Regions from separate parts of the Homo sapiens genome. Here region 2 is linked to region 1. Evidence: read pairs that join two places in POLR2A ChIA-PET (ENCODE). Cell type or tissue: PC-9. All regions are shown on one strand. Each heading gives the region's core, and the rest is flanking DNA. Links, peaks and the distances in the headings are about the cores only. Region 1 has its middle 9.6 kb from the start of COMTD1. Region 2 overlaps ADK (adenosine kinase).

What was found. ChIA-PET counts read pairs that join two places held together with the same protein. Peaks named below come from ENCODE experiments on the same cell type or tissue, not always from the same donor. Only the 100,000 strongest peaks of a DNase experiment are listed, where the experiment ranks them.
Region 2: POLR2A ChIA-PET joins it to region 1 with 6 read pairs; 1 of 35 experiments calls an interaction of 5 or more read pairs at or near these places.

What each region holds. Positions count from the first base shown.
Region 1 is chr10:75,244,081-75,246,998 of GRCh38, reverse strand. No RefSeq gene overlaps it. Among named protein-coding and RNA genes, the nearest start is that of COMTD1, 9.6 kb to the right of the region's middle. In PC-9, for the core only: no CTCF peak of the experiment used is centred there; DNase peaks (open chromatin) are centred at 1,458 and 2,338; H3K4me3 peaks cover 554 bases; H3K27ac peaks cover 2,500 bases.
Region 2 is chr10:74,439,699-74,442,616 of GRCh38, reverse strand. All of the region lies in intron 6 of ADK (adenosine kinase), which reads right to left. Among named protein-coding and RNA genes, the nearest start is that of ADK-AS1, 88 kb to the left of the region's middle. In PC-9, for the core only: no CTCF peak of the experiment used is centred there; no DNase peak of the experiment used is centred there.

The DNA.
Region 1 (2,918 bases), core at 233-2,732:
TGGGTTCAAGTGATTCTCCTGCCTCAGCCTCCTGGGTAGCTGGGACTGCAGGTGTGCACCACCACCACACCTAGCTAATTTTTGTATTTTTAGTAGAGACGGTGTTTCACCATGTTGGCCAGGATGGTCTTGAACTCCTGACCTCAGGTGATTCACCCGCCTCGGCCTCCCAATGTACTTGGATTACAGGTGTGAGCCACCATGCCCAGCCAACGATCCAATATTAAACATCTGCAGGGCTTCGCTGTATAGCTCAGAGATATGAGCCCCCCTGCCCCCCATGTCTCCCAGAGCCTCTTGTCAGTCTGGACTTTTTCCTCGGGTGAGTGTACCCCTGGGGCAGCAATGCCAGGGAGCTTTATTAAGCCAGGACACAAACAGCTTTGCCTGGAGAGAAAGCCCCTAGCCTGAGCCACTGGGGGCAGGAAGCAGAGACTGGGCCTCTGGGTTGGAGTCCACAGGAGGGATCCAGATGAAGTTCTTGGGAAGAGAGAAAGAGAAATAAGGTCTCCTGACTGGCCATAGACCCCAGACAGGAGTCTCCCCTCTCTGGGCCTCTGGGAACTGGATTAAATCAGAGGTCACAGCTCATATGCCAGCAGCATAAAGACCAATATAGAAAATGAGTGAAGTTGTTTGGGTGTGAGGCAGCAGGGAGTGGTGGGGGCTGGGGCAGGGGTCCTTAACCCATCTGAGGTGGGGGGTGGGGGGTGGGGCACCAGGCAGCCCCAGCAGACCTGCTCCGCAGCTAAGTGGGCCCCATGTAGGCAAATCTTTCACTGTTTCAAAAGGAATAGAAATTAAATCTGAATTCTTTGTGAAATCTGACTGTTTAGTGTTGGCTCCATTGAAACAAATAAAACCCTGAGCAAGGCAAATAAAAATCTGTCCCCAGGCCAGCTCAGGGGCTGCCAAATGCAAACAAGAGCTGAGAGGTCCCCCGAGCAGGGCAGGCTGCACCCTGCAGTCCACGGCTGCATTTCCCTGCATTTCTGCAGGGAGGGCATAGGCTGAGCGTGGGGGTGGCATGGAGGAAAGGGGCAAGTGGCTGGGAGTGTGTCCCTCCTGGGAGGCAGGTGCTCAGGGAGGCGAGCCTGACCACTCAGCACCTCCCTGCTGGGCTCAGGATGGCAGTGGGGGTTGGGCAGAGGCAGGGAGTCTGCCCTGCAATCTTCAGCCACACCCTGGCTCCCTGAACTTCAAGTTCTTCCTCTGAGAAACAGACGGAGTCTTTGGCTTCCCAGAGCTGATGGGAGGCAAGATGGGAAACCCTGAACTCTTAGGAATTGAGCAAGAATGGATCTGCAGAGGCCCTGGGGCCAGCCAGACCTGAAGGCAGCTCCTGCGTGAGGCAGCACCCCCGCCCCCCTGCCCTGAGGAGATCCTGCCCAGTGGTGTAGGTGGGGTTAGAGTGTTACTGTGGCTTTGGGGTCACTGTGGAGCATGTGGGACCTGTTAGATTGGATTGTTCATCCTGACCTTTCACTCATCCACCTGTAATAGGATTACACAGGTGGCCTTGCAGGGCCACCCCACAGAGCGGGTAGAACACACTCACTTACCCTGATACTACAGGCTTGGCCAAGTGAGTGGCTTTGGCCAATGGAACTTCAGCAGACTTGGCACGGGCAGGGGCTTTCAACGCACCTGTGTGGTGCACCTCTCGTGCTTGTGCTGCCCACCAGGCAAGAGCATCCCCAGGTCTCTGCTGCTTCCCAAATGATCTGGACCCACAACTTGAAGCAAAACCATGCCAGCTGACTCCTGAACCAGGAGAGAGAAAGTAAATGATTATTTTGGAAGCCACTGAGGTCCAGGGCTGTTACAGCACTGTTGCAACAGAAACCTGTTTCTCAGGCCCAGGAGAACACAGGCTTCCTCAAGCCCGCTTCAGCTTGCTGCCCGGAAGCGCCCACTCCACCTGGTCATCCACTGTCCCAGAAGTCCCTGTGACCCTGGCCCTGGGGCAAATAGAGAGACTCCTACTGGAGTGGGACCCCCAAGCTTGGATCCTACAAAACTGGAGCCAGCCCCTACACCCTGCCCGTGGGACTTTGGATAAGTCACTTCTCCGCCAGGGCCTCACCTGCAGAATGTGGGGATCTCATCTCACCCACAGGGAGATCCAGAGGGGCCATGAGACCCCACGGGCCTGCCATAGGGTGAGGGTGGGCTGCCCAGGGCTGGCAATTGGGTTTCTCAGGGAGGGGAGGGACTGGCTTGCCATAAATCTGTCTGCAAGGGGACTGGGCAAACTCACTCCTGAGGAAATGGAGGCCTCACTCATGCAGGGCACGATTCCAAAGTTCATTGTGGAATCTGCCACTCTAGCCTGAAGAAAAAGCAAACAGGGTTATCCAGCACCAACTCTAAACCATCCCTGTGGGCATGAGCCACACTGCCTGGGGACTGGAATAAGTTAGGACAGCTCTGAGCCTTAACTAAAAGGATATGTATACAGTTAATCATTCCTTAAACACAAAGGGCTCCATTTTCTCCTAGAACAGAGTGTGGAGGTAGATGCTGCTGATGTTGGTTCAAGGGCTTGACAATGTCTTTGAGAACCAATAAACCGTATTTCCTCTTGCCATCCTCACTGGTGTTTTTTGTTTGTTTGTTGTTAATCCTTAACTTTGTTGCCTCATGGCCACAAAATGGCTGCTATGGCTGCAAGCATTTCATCTTTATACAACTCCATTCAAGGTAAGAAGAGACTAAGCAGGAAAAGAGGATTTCTTATTATCAGAAAGAAAAATGTCCTGAGAAGCCCCCCTTTATCTGTGGCCAGGAACGAACCACACAGTCACCCCTAGCAACTATGTGGGTAAGAAAGTAGTATCCTGGGAAAAGGACTAGGATGGTTATGGCAGCCTGAGACTGATCATAGTTCCCCCACAGAGTTGCACATGTTGCTGCTT
Region 2 (2,918 bases), core at 312-2,811, 800 kb after region 1:
TGGAGTGCAGTGGCATGTTCTCAGCTCGCTGCAACCTCCACCTCCTGGGTTTGAGCGATTCTCCTGCCGCAGCTTCCCAAGTAGCTGGGATTACAGGCATGTGCTACCACGCCCAGCTAATTTTTATATTTTTAGTACAGATGGGGTTTCATCATGTTGGCCAGGCCAGTCTCCAACTCCTGTCCTCAAGTGATCCGCCCACTTCGGCCTTCCACAGTGCTGGGATTACGGGCATGAGCCACCATGCCCGGCCGATCTCCTTTAGATTTATATCCAAAAATGAGATTGTTGGATTATATAGTAGTTCTGTTTTTAAAGGAACTTTCGTATTGTTTTTCATAATCTCTGTGCCAATTTACATTCCCGCTAACAAGGGATCCCTTTTTTCCACATGATTTTGACTTTTTGATAACAGTCACAAATTTAAGGTAGTATCTCATTGTGAGGGAGAGGAAAGTGGGGGTGGGGGAGTAATTTTTTTTTTCTTTTTTTAAAGAGATAGGGTCTTCCTATGTTGCCTAGGCTGGCCTTGAACCCCTGGGCTCAACTGATCCTCCTATCTCAGTCTCCTAAGTAGCTGGCACTATAGGTACGCACCACCACCACTGAACCCAGCTTCACTGTGGTCTTTTGATTTGTATTTCTTTGATGATTAGGGACACTGCACATGTTTTCATATACCTGGGTCATTTGTATGTCTTCTATGGAAAATGTCTATTCAGGTCCTGGGCTCATTTTTTAATCGGGTTTTCTGCTATTGAGTTGTATGAGTTCCTTACATATTTTGGATAATTAACCTTTTATCATATATGGGGTTTACAAATATTTTCTCCCATTCTGTGAGTTGCCTTTTCTTTTGTTGTCTCCTTTGCTGTGCAGAAACTTTTTGGTTTGATATAGATACAATTTTGTTTAATTTTGCTTTTGCTGCCTGTGCTTTTAGTGTCATACATAAAAAGTCATTGCAAGACCAGTGTCACGGAGCTTTTCTAATATGTTTTCTTCTGAGTTTTAAGGTCTCAGGTTTTATGTTTAAATCTTTAATCTGTTTTGAGTTCATTTTTGTGTCTCATGTAAAATAACAATCTAATTTTATTTATCCATTCAGCAGTTGATGAACATTTCAGTCATTTCTACCTTTTGACTATTATAATTAATGCTGCCATAAACATTCATATACACATTTTTGTGTAAACACAGGTTTTCATTTTTCTTTGGTATATATCTAAAAGTGGAATTGCTGGGTCATATGGTAACTCTGTGTTTAGCCTTTTGAGGAACTGCCAATATTTCCACCAGTGGTGCATGAGGGTTCCAAGTTCTCCACATCCTTGTCAACACTTGGTATTATGTCTTCTTGATTATAGACATCCTAGTGGGTGTTAAGATAAAGCTCACATGGTTATGCCACTGTCTGATGGCTAAGATTAGCATCTTTTCAAGTGCTTATTAAAACTCCTTGCTTTGTGTATATGTGTTTTCATAAAGTGGAGGTAAGGTCCTGAGTTCATAAAAACTAAGGTGGTGTTCATAAAATACTAAGGTGGTGAAATTACAGTTAGCTTGTTACTTTTTGGAACTTAGCTGAGGAGACCTTCACATATACTAAGGACTCATCACTCTTGTTTATATTACAATAGATCTTATTCTTCCTAGAAGATGGGTAGTTCACTAAAGACAGCACCCATGTTTTCTTCATCTTTGTATTGGTCACATTGCTTCACAGGATACGTATAGTAGGCAGCCTCAATGAATGCTGGTTAAATAAGTAAGTTTAACATCTGATGTCATATTACCTTTATAATGCCTCCCTAAGATATACAATGGAAGAATACTATTCAACCCTCTTTGGAAAAATGATAAGCATATACAATTATGCGCTGAATTGGTAGGGCCATTTGAAAACTCCAAATTTTCCAATCCCAAGTTTAGTTCTCAGTGTGCCTTTGACTAGGCCAGAGATTTTTCATGTTTAGATGATCTAAGTTTTAAAACATTAACATCTATAATAAAACAATATCTTTATTTTTATTTATGAACATAATGGTAGATCATTTATTTTAAACAAATAATAAGATATCTCATTAGGGTATGATAAAGCCTAACTTAATTTATTAATTGTAAAATAAGCATTCAGTGGAATCTTTTGTTCTTTTCAAGTATAAAAGGCACAACTGGGAATAACCTTATTTCTATAATCCTACAGTATGGGCTATGAATATAGGCTCTGGTATTAGAGGACCTGAGTTCCAGCCCAAATCTGTCACTTATCAGCCAGGTGAATTTTAGCCAATTATTTAACCTCTCTAACCTTGAGTTCCTGCATTTTTCAAATGGATAACAGAATTTAACTCAGAAGGCTACTGAGAGAACTAAATATGTAATGTATTACTATGTGGTAAGCTATTATTATTCAAGGAAATATTGTAAATATGTCCAATATGGAATCAATTTTCAAATAAAAAATTATTTAAACAATACTAAGCCACTAGGATTAGTCTAAATGCCTTAGCTTAGAGAGGAACCAGGAAATAGGGATAGGAAAAATATATTATAGCTTTTGAATTATATATTATTTGTATGTACTATATACTTAAAATAATCAACTAAGTTTAATTATTAACTATTAAGAGAAATACCTTATTATAAGAAAACTATTTCTACATTATAAGTTGTAAGGAGAAATTATATAACCTAATAACAGGGGCTTCTAAAATGAAGCATATATGCCTACTAGAAATTATGTTAGTCTATATGTTAAAATTAAACCAAGTTGGTTTATAAGGAAAATCTGTGATTATTTCAAATTGAGACAATAATTTAAACATTAAAATAACATAAAATGATTTAACATTAGATATTTAATTATATGTGATATCCCTAGAATGTTTGCTTGATTTATCGTATATTATAAAATG